2 separate regions of the Mus musculus genome follow, and region 2 is linked to region 1. Evidence: chromatin loops called from intact Hi-C (ENCODE). Cell type or tissue: left cerebral cortex. All regions are shown on one strand. Links, peaks and the distances in the headings refer to the core of each region. The heading gives the core; the rest is flanking DNA.

Region 1 (6,169 bases), core at 1,067-5,066:
GTAAACTGAGCACTGTAAAGCTGAGAAACAGGAGGGTGCGTGTTCTTAGACTGCTGTTTCTACTTGAGAACGTTCTTTCACAATGAAAGTATTAAAAACACAGCAGCCCCCCACAGCCTGACTTGCCTTGTCGTTAGGTGAGGAGTGCTTCCTGGAAGCTCTGGGTTGATGGGCATTTCCTACAGTCACGGTGCCCTTGTTATGATCTTGGTCTGTTTCTTGTAAACTTCTGCATTTACTCATTTTCCCCAAAAGTACAGGTTTTGAAACCTATGCCACATGTAACATAAAACATTTTCAGCGAATGAATTCTTTTTAACACTTGTAACTTACTAGAAATATAAAAAGAAAATTTTCTTATTAAGAAATATATTTTTAAAATTCCTCTATTAGTATGGGTGTTTTGATGGCATGGATGTTGTGCACCACTTGCATGCAGACCCACGGAGGCCAGAAGAGGGTACTGAATTTCACCTTGGAACTAGAAGTGGAGTTACACACAGCTGTCAGCTCACAAGTCGTGAGGGTGCTTGGAACTTAACCAGGGTCCTATGGAAAAGCAGCCAGGGCTCTTAGCTGCTGACCCATCTCTCCAGCCCACTTAAAAGGGTAATTTTCTTAACAATTTCAAAATACAAGGTTAAAAGATTTAATCCCGGGAATAAGAAAATATATATACTTCATGCACACATACGCAAACCTGGTATCAAACACACCACACAGACCTAATTCTGTGTAAATCATGACTCTGTAACAGATAAAGCCAACAGATGTTTAAATAATTGAATAGATGCATATTCTTTATGAGAATGTTGTGATTTCTCCTCCTTACCCTTTCTTCTATGATAGGAAGTGAGATATCAATGAAGGGATCCTTCATGGTAGAGATCTTAAAGGAAAATAAGATGGAGACATTCGGTTAGAATTCTAGCATAGATGCACACTGTTGTTAAAGAGAAAAACAAGTCAAACCTCTCAGACAACTTATAACTTTAACTTATAAGTTAAAATACTGTATGAAGTGTTAGGAATAAAAAGTAGACAAGCATTTGACCGATTTCTCAGGATAATCTGTTTTAGAAGATACTGGTATAAGAGAGAAATCAGCATTTCTGTCCAATGCTGTATAAAATGTAGTAATAGTTATAGTCACATTTTATGTTTCAGTGTCATAAGTAAGAGGAGATACAATAATCCCTGTTTTCTAAAACTAGAGATGATAGAAGACCTGGAAAATTTTTATTCTTATTAAAATCTGATAAAAGTTTAATCTATTGTAGTCAACCACATTTTCAGAAATATTTCTTAACAAGCAGTTGAAAAATCTATAAACGTTCATGCCTGCTTTACGTTGTTGAAGTTGGCATTTAAATATGAAGTTCAAAATCAAAGATTAAGTGAAGAGTAAGAGTTTCTACACACATACACACACACCCTTTGTACATCACATAACACAAACAAACCCCAAAAACCCGAATCGAATGTGATAGTCTTTTTCTGTCCCCACATTTTAGGACGGGGCACTATGACCATTACTTGTTTCAGAGATGTCTCTCTCATCTCAGTCTAAACTAGAAGCTAACCTATTTGATCCATTCAGCCAGGCTTATCTGACATGTACCACTCGGGAAGCTGACACAGGAGAACTCCAGTTCAAAGCCTGAGCTACACATACACAGCAGAATGGAGTGAGGAAAAGCCTAAGGACCTCACAAGGAAGTCAAGAGGAAAAACAGTTACACAGCACAGAAACACACGGACTTAGAAACACTTAGAAGTGTGCTTGCCACTTAGAAGTGGAAGGCAGATATTACGAAAATCATTGCATAGCCATGTGCCAAGGTTTTTTTAATGACAAGACTTCATGTAGAAGGAAAACTCTTTGCTGTCATTATCACTGGCTGTTTTAGATTAGAAAAGCTGACTAGCATGCTGAGTACAGGAGAAATACACTCTACTCAGAATCCCTGTAGCCTTTATCCATAGGGTTTCTACAGGGAAGTTAAGTGATGGCCACTGTCATAACAGTGTAGTTCTACTTTCTGCAGTAATGGGTTTCATGTACTATAAGTCTTAGAGCCTGGGCAAGCAAAGCTTTATAAAGGAAAGGCAGTTCACTTGCACAAAACTAGTTACTTCTGAGACACCACTACTGTCCTTTAAGAGGTTTTATTTGTGTATGAAGCAAATATTGGGAATTTGAATTAGTACTTCTTGTTATTGAAAGTAAGTCTATCATCAATTTATTAGATCACATCCATGATTTTGCTATTGTTATCTTCTGATAACCACCGTGATACCTGAGAAATAAAGCAACACAACACAGCAATGTGACTGTAGTGTATTCCATGAAGTGAATTCTAGGTACATACGTTCGCACATTCTTCACACATGACTGTGCTAGTTAATTCGCCAATAAAGATGCGATCTATGAAGTTCATCTTCACACCTTCCTTTCCATAGGCTGTTAAAAGAACACATTTCTTCTAAATTAAAAAAATTCACAGAACAACCACTGATCCGAGAGTGACATGCTACTACTCAAGTCATTTGGATAAAATATAGCTTCTCTATTATATCCAATAATGTATTTTAATATATCACATTACATCTTTCTCCTTTACAATTTTGTAGAGGAACTGTGACTATTGAGTTCCATAATCTTTAAGAATTAACACCATGTAGGTCCCAGGAATTGAATTCCACTTGCCAGGGTTGGCAGCATATATCTTTACTTGCTGAGTCATCTTGCCAGTGCAAATTATTTTAATAGGTAAATATAGCAGTAACTACTAGCTCATACTACACCCAAGCTGCTCCTATTAACTTTTTTGACATTTCTGTATCTAATCTAAAGGTGGACAGGACAGGGAAAAATAGCTGCTTCAAGGCTAAAGATTCCAGAATCAGAGCAATAAAAGGGGGTATAAAATACAGTGTGTGAAGCACAGAATAAGAACTCACCTGGGGAATTAGTATAAACACACACACACACGTGCTTGGTGATTACTTTCAAAGTTGAAATCATTTGATTTATGGAGTGCTTACGAATCAAAGGAAGCTGTGCTAATGGTTGGCCGTAAAATAACTGGTGTTGGAGACACTGACCAAACAATAGGCTGTAAGTATGTGTAGTTAAACTAGTTGACACACACACAGGCTGCTCTCAAGCTCACAGAGATCCGCCTGCCTCTGCCTCCCAGTGCTGGAATTAAAGGCATGCGCCACCATTAGCCAGCTGACAGAAAGTACATTAACAAAACTGCTCACTGGCTTTTAAAATCTATCCTTTGCAAGCCTCTACCTTTGTTGAAAACTATTAAAAGGCATTATCCAAAGCACTGAATAACAGAGAAGACATACTTTAAAACCAATAGACATTTTATAGTAACTATTAAGAAATTCTGTCTTCTTACGAAAAAATGCACAAAAAGGAGACACAGTTGAAAGAAAACCAGCGTTATTGCTCTATGCATGCACTAGATGGCAGCATTGCAACACAGAGTAACAAGGCACATGCTGGAGAAATTATGCCCCACCCACCTCCTTGGGAGACAGGGTCTCACTATGTAGCTCTGGCTGTCCTGGAACACACTATGTAGACAAAGCTGGCCTCAAACTCCTAGAGACCCACCTGCCTTTGCCTCCCAAGTGCTGCAATTAAAGGTGTGTACCACTGTCCCAACTGTAACTACAACAGTGTTAGAGCACTTGCTTATAAATTAGTCACATATTATAAACAGTATAATACCACAAAAATAAAGTTAGAAATAAAATACATACGACATCTTACAGTGTCCTTTACAATGATGAGCTCATACTAACAGAATCTCAAAACAAAATGTACACTAAGTGAGAATTAGATGTCACAGGATATAAACTCGAACTGCAATATCTGAACAAGCCTTGCTTAATCACTGGCTTGTCTCATGTTGGCAGACTGTAGCAAAAGGCTGAAGGAGTCAAGACTTGCTGCTATTTATTATTAGTCTCTTAAATAAACAGTGAGTCTGCAACATCTTTGGAGCTTATAGGCATTTTGTCTAGATTAAAACTAGGTAAGGTGGCTGCCCTCAGAAGTGGGCTTAAACCTTCTCCAGAGGTGGTGAACCAACGCCTGAGAGTGTAAGCCTGGGAATCAATGGAGGTACAGGGGCGGGGTGGGGGGGGAGGGTAGACTCATGTGGGGAACACGCTTCTGATGGTGAACTAGACATAGCAGCGAACCGTTTTCTATAGACAAGTGTCTCCTGACTTAAATAAGAGAAGCCCCTCCTTACAATAAACAGTGGTGTGCTCACACTCATGGCTGTCCCAGGATGCAGAAAATAAAGAGATAGTCTGGGCCCATCCCTAATCAAGCCACTTACACAACTCCCTCTAAGGCAGGGAACACTGCAGAAGAGGGGACAGGAAATATTTAAGAGCCAGAAGACAGGGGGAAGGGCTACCAAATTTCATTCTCTAGATGTGATACAACTATTGTAAAGTGTACATGTGAAATTATAAAAAACAATAATAGTAATTAAAAGCCATTTAAGAAGAAAACCCTTAGGTATATCAGCAAGCCTCCTCATCTAACATAAAGGTGCTAGAGCTCAGTTCTCAAGAGAGGGCGCTACTTTCCGTAATTCCTGAAGTCCTATGTACGGATGTGTCAATCTATACATGTGATATTAGTTCAATTAAAAAAATGCAGCCAGGTGATGGTGGCTCACTCCTTTAATTCCAGCACTTGGGAAGCAAAGGCTAGTAGGTCTCTGAGTTAGAAGCCACCCTGCTCTACAGAGTGCGTTCCAGAACAGACAACGCTACACAGTGAAACCCTGTCTTGAAAAACCAAACAAACAAAAATAGGTAAAAGAAAAACAAGCACCCATATATTGTCACGTGTTCTTTCTATCGCAGACATTCTTTCTTGCGGACAGATCCTGAGTCAGCATTTTCAAATGTTCAAGTATGGGTTTCATAGGAAGACTGTTGATACCCATTTCTATAGTGACATAATGTCACCTATATTTCTCAAGCACAAAGCATCAAAGTAGCACCTTCTAGAAGCACCACTTGAGTCCTGTCTCCTTACCTGGTCTTAGTCACCACTCATCAGTTTCCTCACCTAGAAAGCCGGTTGCTGTTGATGATTGGAGTTTTTCAAGTCCTTCACAGGCCCGGACAGGCCCCCAGCAAGCATCTCTGGCATCTAGTCTAGTTAATTTTAACACTGAGCACGTATCTCCCCATCCTTTTCCTTGAGAGAGTATTCCCTTTCTAATTTTTAGTTTTGGATTCATCTATTTAATGTATGAGTGTTTTGCTTAACATAAATACCATATACGTGAACGTCAGAAGGTGTTGGGTCCTCTGGACCTGGAATTACAGATGGCGATGAGCCACCTCTGCGGAGCCTGGGAACTGAATGTGGGTCCTTTGTAAGAGCAACAAGCGCTTTTAAGAACTCAGCATCTCCAGCCCCTTAATTTGGGGGAGTCGGTTCTCAGCTGTGCAGCCTTGTCACTGGAAAGAGGCTGCTCTGTGCTCTGCCTCTGTGCCCAGCCCTAGAGATTTCTTGCCTCCCTTTAACAGAGAAGGGTATGACCCTTTCCACTGTATCCAACTACCTGCCTACACTGCCCACATTGGCCAGTTATGAAATAATTAAAGCTGTCCTCCACCCTGTAGCACAGTGGCTCTAATCACAAACCCATTTTTGAGGGAGCGTCTGTGAAGCCACACCCACCTGACCCTTACTGCAACATTCAAACAGAGACACTCTTGCTAGAATAGTCTCTCACAAATTAGAACGAACTGAATCCTAGCCACATGTAACAAGATTCTAGTCTTCTCAACATATAAGGTATGCTTCTGTACATGGCTCTAATTCTTACAACCAAGAGACTCCAGTTAGCAAGGATTAAGAACATGACTGTGAAGCCTGGACAAGAACTAGGGCTCACAGAAAAATCATGGCATTTTGCAGTTGACAATGTTTTTTTCAATATGTAAAACAGATCCCACAGTTTCATCTTAAATACACAGCACTATCTGACGTACTAAGCGACGTAGGACTATTTCCTCTATGATTTGTCTCCTCAGTCATTGCCCACAAGACTCAAGTACTACACAATAGTATCTTTGCAACACACACACACACCTTAAAACGCAACACACC
Region 2 (6,169 bases), core at 1,472-5,471, 370 kb after region 1:
TTCTGTAAGTCATTGTAGTGCATTATCTTTAGTTGGATTTATTTATGTTCTTAACTGCTTTGTTCAGGTAAATCTAACTGCAGTAAAGAATAGGATGACTTTACAGCAGTGTTGGTATCAATTTGCAATAGAATATACTTGGATACTTCAATTGTGGCCTCTGTAAGGCTCAGAATCAGTCTTACTAGGGCACTCTTTGAGGAAAATGGAAACATAATTTATTATTTATTTGTTTTTAGAGCCAATAGTATCAATATTTGAATGATGAGCCTAGGAGAGAACAAGAAAGCAGAAAAGTAGAAGGAACCAGAGGGCAGTATATATATATAATACATGTATGATATAACAGTATGAAAATGATGTATGTTAGGTTGAAAGACTGAAATGATAGACATAAAAGCCTCTCCAATGATGGACAAGTTGAAACACAAGGATCAAACATTTAACGTACAAAAATAAAAAATGAACGAAAACACAACTTAAAAATTAAAATTATAGAGGTAATGAGATAAAATGCAAGGAATTGATATTGGCGAGTAATACTTTTTTTTCCAGTTGGGAAGACAGTTTCTCTCTTAAACTACAGAACTATTTTTTTTTTTTTGCCATTAATGTATTTATTTATTCACTTTACATCCAGATTGAAGAGCCCCTCCATCCCCTCTTCCTAGTCCCAATCTCTTTCACATCCCCTTACCTCAACAAACCTTTCTCTCCCACTTAACCATCCCTTTCTCCTCAGAGAAGTGACAGTCTCCCTATGGGTACCATCCTGCCCCTAGACATTAAGTCCCAATAAGAAGGGTCCAAGGAAGGATTCATGAATCTCAGTCATTGAAAAAGGGGAAATAAAATAGCCCTGTTCTTGGGTTATCTTTTTGTTCAGTCTCTATAGGTGTTTGTTGAAGACTGCCTGCCAGTATTAGCAGTTCACAGACATCAAGTCAGTGTGTTCACCTGGTGAGGAGATCTTTTGTTACTGAATTACACTTTTGGCCATAATGCTCTGATCTTAGCATCATCTTCCATTCAAATCAGAACCTTGTGTTTGTGGAATCAGCTTGTTTGCTTAGAACTTTCTATGACTGATGCTTTGGAAGGTGTGGATCCCATCTGCCTTTGTTCATACTTCCTTTTTTTAGAAGCCAGTACTTCTGCACTTACTTTTTCTTTTCTTCTGATGGTGGTCACAATACTCCAGCAAGTTCTCTGTGCACTTCCCATTATCCTGTGTAACTTTTCCAGACACTGATGGGCATGGGCATTGAGAATCTCTTGGCTCCAAACTCTAATAGCAAATTTTCTTCTATGTCCACAGCATGGTGTGCGTCAACCTCCTATCCAACATGTGCATGCAGTCTATAGTTTGAGTTACCACATTCCACGCTGTCTTTCTCCATGTTTCCTAGTAGCTCCTGACAGGTATAGCTGGACCCCATGGGCAGCATTGGTGCAGCTAGATGTGACAGTTGAGTTTTTTTTTTTTAATGGAAAAACCCCACTGGGGAGCATTTCTGTTTTCTTTTTCTTCTATTTGTCTATTGTTTTCTTTTAGCTCCCTCATCAGATTCCACAGACGAGATTTCTACCTACCTACTTTCTCAGAACTCTACACTACGTTGTGAACATCTACTGCTTTCCTCTTCTTTATATCTTTAGACTAGAGTCTATTCTTTCTTATTCTAACTCTTCTTTGCTATTATTACCAAGAACAAGGTTCCAATGTGCCAGCTCAATCAGAGGTTCTCAACACTTTCTGGTCAAGAAAAGATCTTATATATCCATGGCAGAAATAGTAGATGGATAACAGAAGTGTTATTTCTTTGAATGGCTCAAGGTTTTCAAAAGAGAAAAGGTTTACTATATTGAAGAATCTATTCAAACTGAACAAATTCTCTTGACTCTGTTCATACTGTCATACAAGATATCTTAGGCTAAATAATTTTTTAAAGAGAAGAACTTTATTTCTGAATGAGAGATAAACTCTTGAGGCTGAGACATTCAAGTTCATGATGCCAGAGGGTTTTTGTAGCTGGTCATAACTGTTCTTTGCTTCTGAAATGACCCTGTGAATTTGTGGGTTTTGTTCAGATCATATAAATATCTCGCCCTTTTAAAAATGACACCTCCTTGAATGTTTTCACACAGAATAAATCAGAAAGGCATAAAGGAAGGAAGGGTAGAATTTGTCCCTCAAGCCATTCCATATGTTAGAATGAAACTCCCTCAGATCAACCATCTTTCAAAAGTTTAATATCTTAACATTGTGACATTGGGAATTAAACTTAAACATAAATTTTGGAGGAAAAAATATTCAAGCCACAGTAAGGTTAAGATCTTTAATTTTTCTTTCTGTTTTTACCTTTTATGTTAGAAATTTTCATAGTTTTTAATCTACATGACATAAACCTTGACATATATTGGAAGAGGGTATCTCAGTGGAAGAGTTGCCACCATTAGATTGGTCATGTCTTTAGTTTTTTGGTTTTTTTTTTGTTTTGTTTTTTTTTTTCTGATTGATATGGGAGGGCCCAGTGAACTGTGGGCCATCCCTATGCCAGTGGGCCTGGGCTGTAGAAGAAATGTAGTTGAGCAAGCCAGGGAAAGCAATTATTAAATAGCATACCCCAATAGTCTGTGCTTTAGTACTAGCCTTGTGTCCTGCCCTGGCATCCTTTGAAGCTGAAATAAAACCTTCAGCATCTTAACACAGCAACAGGAAAACAATCTAGAATAGATGTCTTCTGATTAGATCTTATGTATAAAAGAATAGGTTTGATTTCATAGATGGGAAAAGAAAACAAGGGGAACCTTTTGGATGTGGGTTTATGGATCCGATGAGAATGTTCCATGACGATTCTGTACCTTCCTGACCACATCCTGGTGGTAATAAAGAAAAATGATATAAACTCACAAGGGCAAAACAATGGAGGTGATCCTCACAAAATGTTATAGCAAACAATTGGCAACCTCTTATGTAAACCTCTAAATACCTAAATACCTCCTAGGTATTTAGGTCTACTACCATATGTGCTCAGAAATCAAAATTTTACTAGATGAATTGGATGGTGAATTTGGGCATGTCCTTTAACAAAAGGATGGAAAGTAGGAGAGAAAAGGACAGAGTGGATAGCTCCTGAGTCACGCAAGTCCAGACCAAGGCAGACCAAGTATGTGCAAATGCCTGTTTTCTGGTTCTATGTGGCTCCTGTGTGTTTACATATTGGAGAAGTGTGAGTTTCTCTAATGTACTTTCAAAACCACACAGCTTTTAATAATAAGGATTCCACTCTATGACCTAATAACCACTCCCCCCACCCCAAAGTCCTTACTACCTCTTAATGCTCTGGCCAAGAGAAGAATTAGGAGTGCCCTGTGAGTGAGAGAGGGGACAACAGGCCAGGACACCCAAGATATGCATTAGCATCTGTGCTTGAGATAGATGAGAGGATCAAGCAACAAACATTCTTTCAGGTGATTTGGAAATGCTGAGACTGAAATCTGGTGTATTCTAGGTCCAGACAAGTGTTTTACAGAGTAGAGCACTCATGATGAGTGGGCATGGATGGCAAGGGGCCAGAAGGAAACTTGGAAAACTAGGCTCAGAAATTATTCCATTATCCAAGCTGTGCAGAGCCATTGAGATTTTCTTGTTTAAATAGGAAAAGAAAATGACATGCTCAAAATAGGGGCAGGCAGAACGAATGGTATTTTGAGATCAGAAAGGAAGACCTTGACTTAAGAAGAGCTTTTGAACACCAAATAATTGATAAACTTGAGTTCATTTTGTGGGCCTTTGTGGTGCTTCTCATGGAACCCTCCAAAGTTCCTTAACACCAATTCACTAGAAGTTCATCTTAGCCTCTTAAGTATTTGGAGACAAATTTCTCTTGTAGCTGTGTAAACTCAAGACAATTCCTTCATTTTTATGACACTTGTGTTTCTCCCTTTTTAAATCTGTAGAGAGGCTGGAGAGATGGCACTGGAACTGTCTGATTTCTAGTCCCCTTGTTGAGCATTTAAAAACTGCTAGTAAGTCTGATTCCAAGAGATCAGAAACCCTTTCTAGCTTTCACAGACACCTGCACTCACCCCCCCATACACACACCCACTCCCCCCCCACATCTTCTTTTAAAAAGGGACCAACACAATATATTGTCTCTTTGTTCTCTTCCTAGGTTCCTAGGTATCATCTCGTATCATGGTAAGTACTGACTTTGTTTTCTTATTTATTTTCCAGAATAGTTCTTGGAAGAATAGACATCTGGCTCAATGAGCAAACGGGCATACAGTTATTCACTTACATGCACTCACTCCAATTATCATTTGTGATAGTTACTCACTGAGCACTTTACTTAGTAGGACTTTAAAACGGGAATCATCTTTTTAGTGGTACTGTTGTATAAATTGATGCCATAATTTCCAAGAATATTAGAGATATGCAGTTTATTAAATATTTCTTAAAGCCATGATCAATGTTCAAATATAAATCCATTTCTAGGCACCTAAAATGGAGACCAAATTGTTTCCCCACCTTCAGAACCCCGTTTTCAAACCCTGCTGCTACAAAAGCAAAACCATTTATTTTGCAAAAGGTTTATCAGAGATCTAATTATGGCATCAAGTGGGGTGGTGTTCAGAACAGGCTGAATGATAAATAATGAGAAAAAATAATCCAATAATTATTTAAAGTAGTGGGTGTTAGCGTCCACTCTGATTTCACGATGGTGGTAGCTGGGAAAAGCTTCAAAGTAACAATACACATCCAGCCATTGAGGATATTTTAGTCTTCTATTCACAGTTTATTTCATTACAAAAGTCCAGTGGATTTGATCTGTTTTTCAATTATCCCAGCCACTTACTTGTCAGTATTGTGCCTGGCTGCCCCACGTGTGCTGCCGGCCCCTCTGCACTATTATCCTGATCAACAAAAGACAATTATTACTTTCTAAAAAAGCTTTCGATGGAACTGCCCTGACAATAGGCACAGGTAATCAGAGGTATAATCACATTCTGTGGGAAATCTGCGCCCAGAGAATGAGCAGGAACAAACACGGATCAGTCTTTGAAGTCCATTTTCATGTAAACATCAAATGGTGCTGTCAGGGTTTCCACCCCAGGTTTGAAGTGTAAATGTGCAGCATCAGCTCAGGGTCACGAAATAACTCAATTTTAGTGTGAATGTATTTGCAAAATATATCATTTTTCCCAAATTTTAAGCTGCAATCTACTAAGGCTATTGGAATATTATGCCGGCTCTGCTTATAGAAGCACATGATGATATCCTTTGTGACACAGACACATTTAGTGTGAATTGAACCACACACTTGAAAAAAAAAAGTGACTCAGAAAAGTAGGCTGGCAATAGGCTGGTGCCAGAGGCAGGTTCTGGTTTCATGTCCTCACGGAGGAACTCCGGAAAGCTCACAAACTTGTTTCAGAAAAGCAACAGCTCAGAAACAGCTTACCAATGTTGGGATGGTGTCCTTCCTGCAAGAGTGGGGCCCGAGCACTCCCAGGTAATTTGAAAGCAAGTTTTTCATGCTGAAAACTAATGCTGACAGATTTTGAACTGTGCCATTGTTGCCGGGAGTTACAATAGACCTAGATAACTATGCACTGAAGAATGGCATGACTCTCAACTGCCTGGAGATATTTTCCTTTGCTTGCTTGGCAGAGAGTCTTATTTTTGCTGCCAGTCATTTCTTTAAGGTGGTTTCTGAGCCTCATCCACTATTGATGATTTGCACCTGATAGCTCATTGCTGTGGGGTAATGTTCTGGTCATTGTGGGTGCTTAACAGCATCTCTGGCCTCTACCTTGACACCATACCCCAACTGTGAACAACCAAACCAGTCTCCATGAATTATTAAAGGCTCCTTGGAAGCAAAATCCCCTGTCTGGGGATCACTGCTTTAAGGAGGAATTCCTTGGTGCTCCTTTAAACCCCCATTAAAGTCAAACACTTATTCCCACAAAGAAAAGTGACTCCAGGAACATCTTAGCCTCACCCACTACCTGGTTAGAAGATAAGTCTTGAAGGACTAAGTGTGGCCAGTCAACTTGATAGATGGAAGCCATAAAGTTCATGGAGAGAAATTGTGATGGTGGAAAACTGCCCCCGAGCTTCTTGGGCAGCCTAGAAATTTCATGTGAGGAAATCCAGATG

What was found. A loop is a pair of places that touch in the nucleus more often than their neighbours do. Peaks named below come from ENCODE experiments on the same cell type or tissue, not always from the same donor. Only the 100,000 strongest peaks of a DNase experiment are listed, where the experiment ranks them.
Region 2: it touches region 1 in a loop (3-fold over the local background); 10 of 42 quality-filtered maps call a loop at or near these places.

Annotation. Positions count from the first base shown.
Region 1 is chr4:21,811,602-21,817,770 of GRCm38, reverse strand. It overlaps Usp45 (ubiquitin specific petidase 45), which reads right to left. Exons shown (of 18, transcript NM_152825.2): 11 at 2,373-2,464; 12 at 833-889; 13 at 127-270. Among named protein-coding and RNA genes, the nearest start is that of Pnisr, 33 kb to the left of the region's middle. In left cerebral cortex, for the core only: a CTCF peak has its summit at 3,475 (motif pointing right); a DNase peak (open chromatin) is centred at 3,513.
Region 2 is chr4:21,443,218-21,449,386 of GRCm38, reverse strand. No RefSeq gene overlaps it. Among named protein-coding and RNA genes, the nearest start is that of Prdm13, 240 kb to the left of the region's middle. In left cerebral cortex, for the core only: no CTCF peak of the experiment used is centred there; a DNase peak (open chromatin) is centred at 3,576.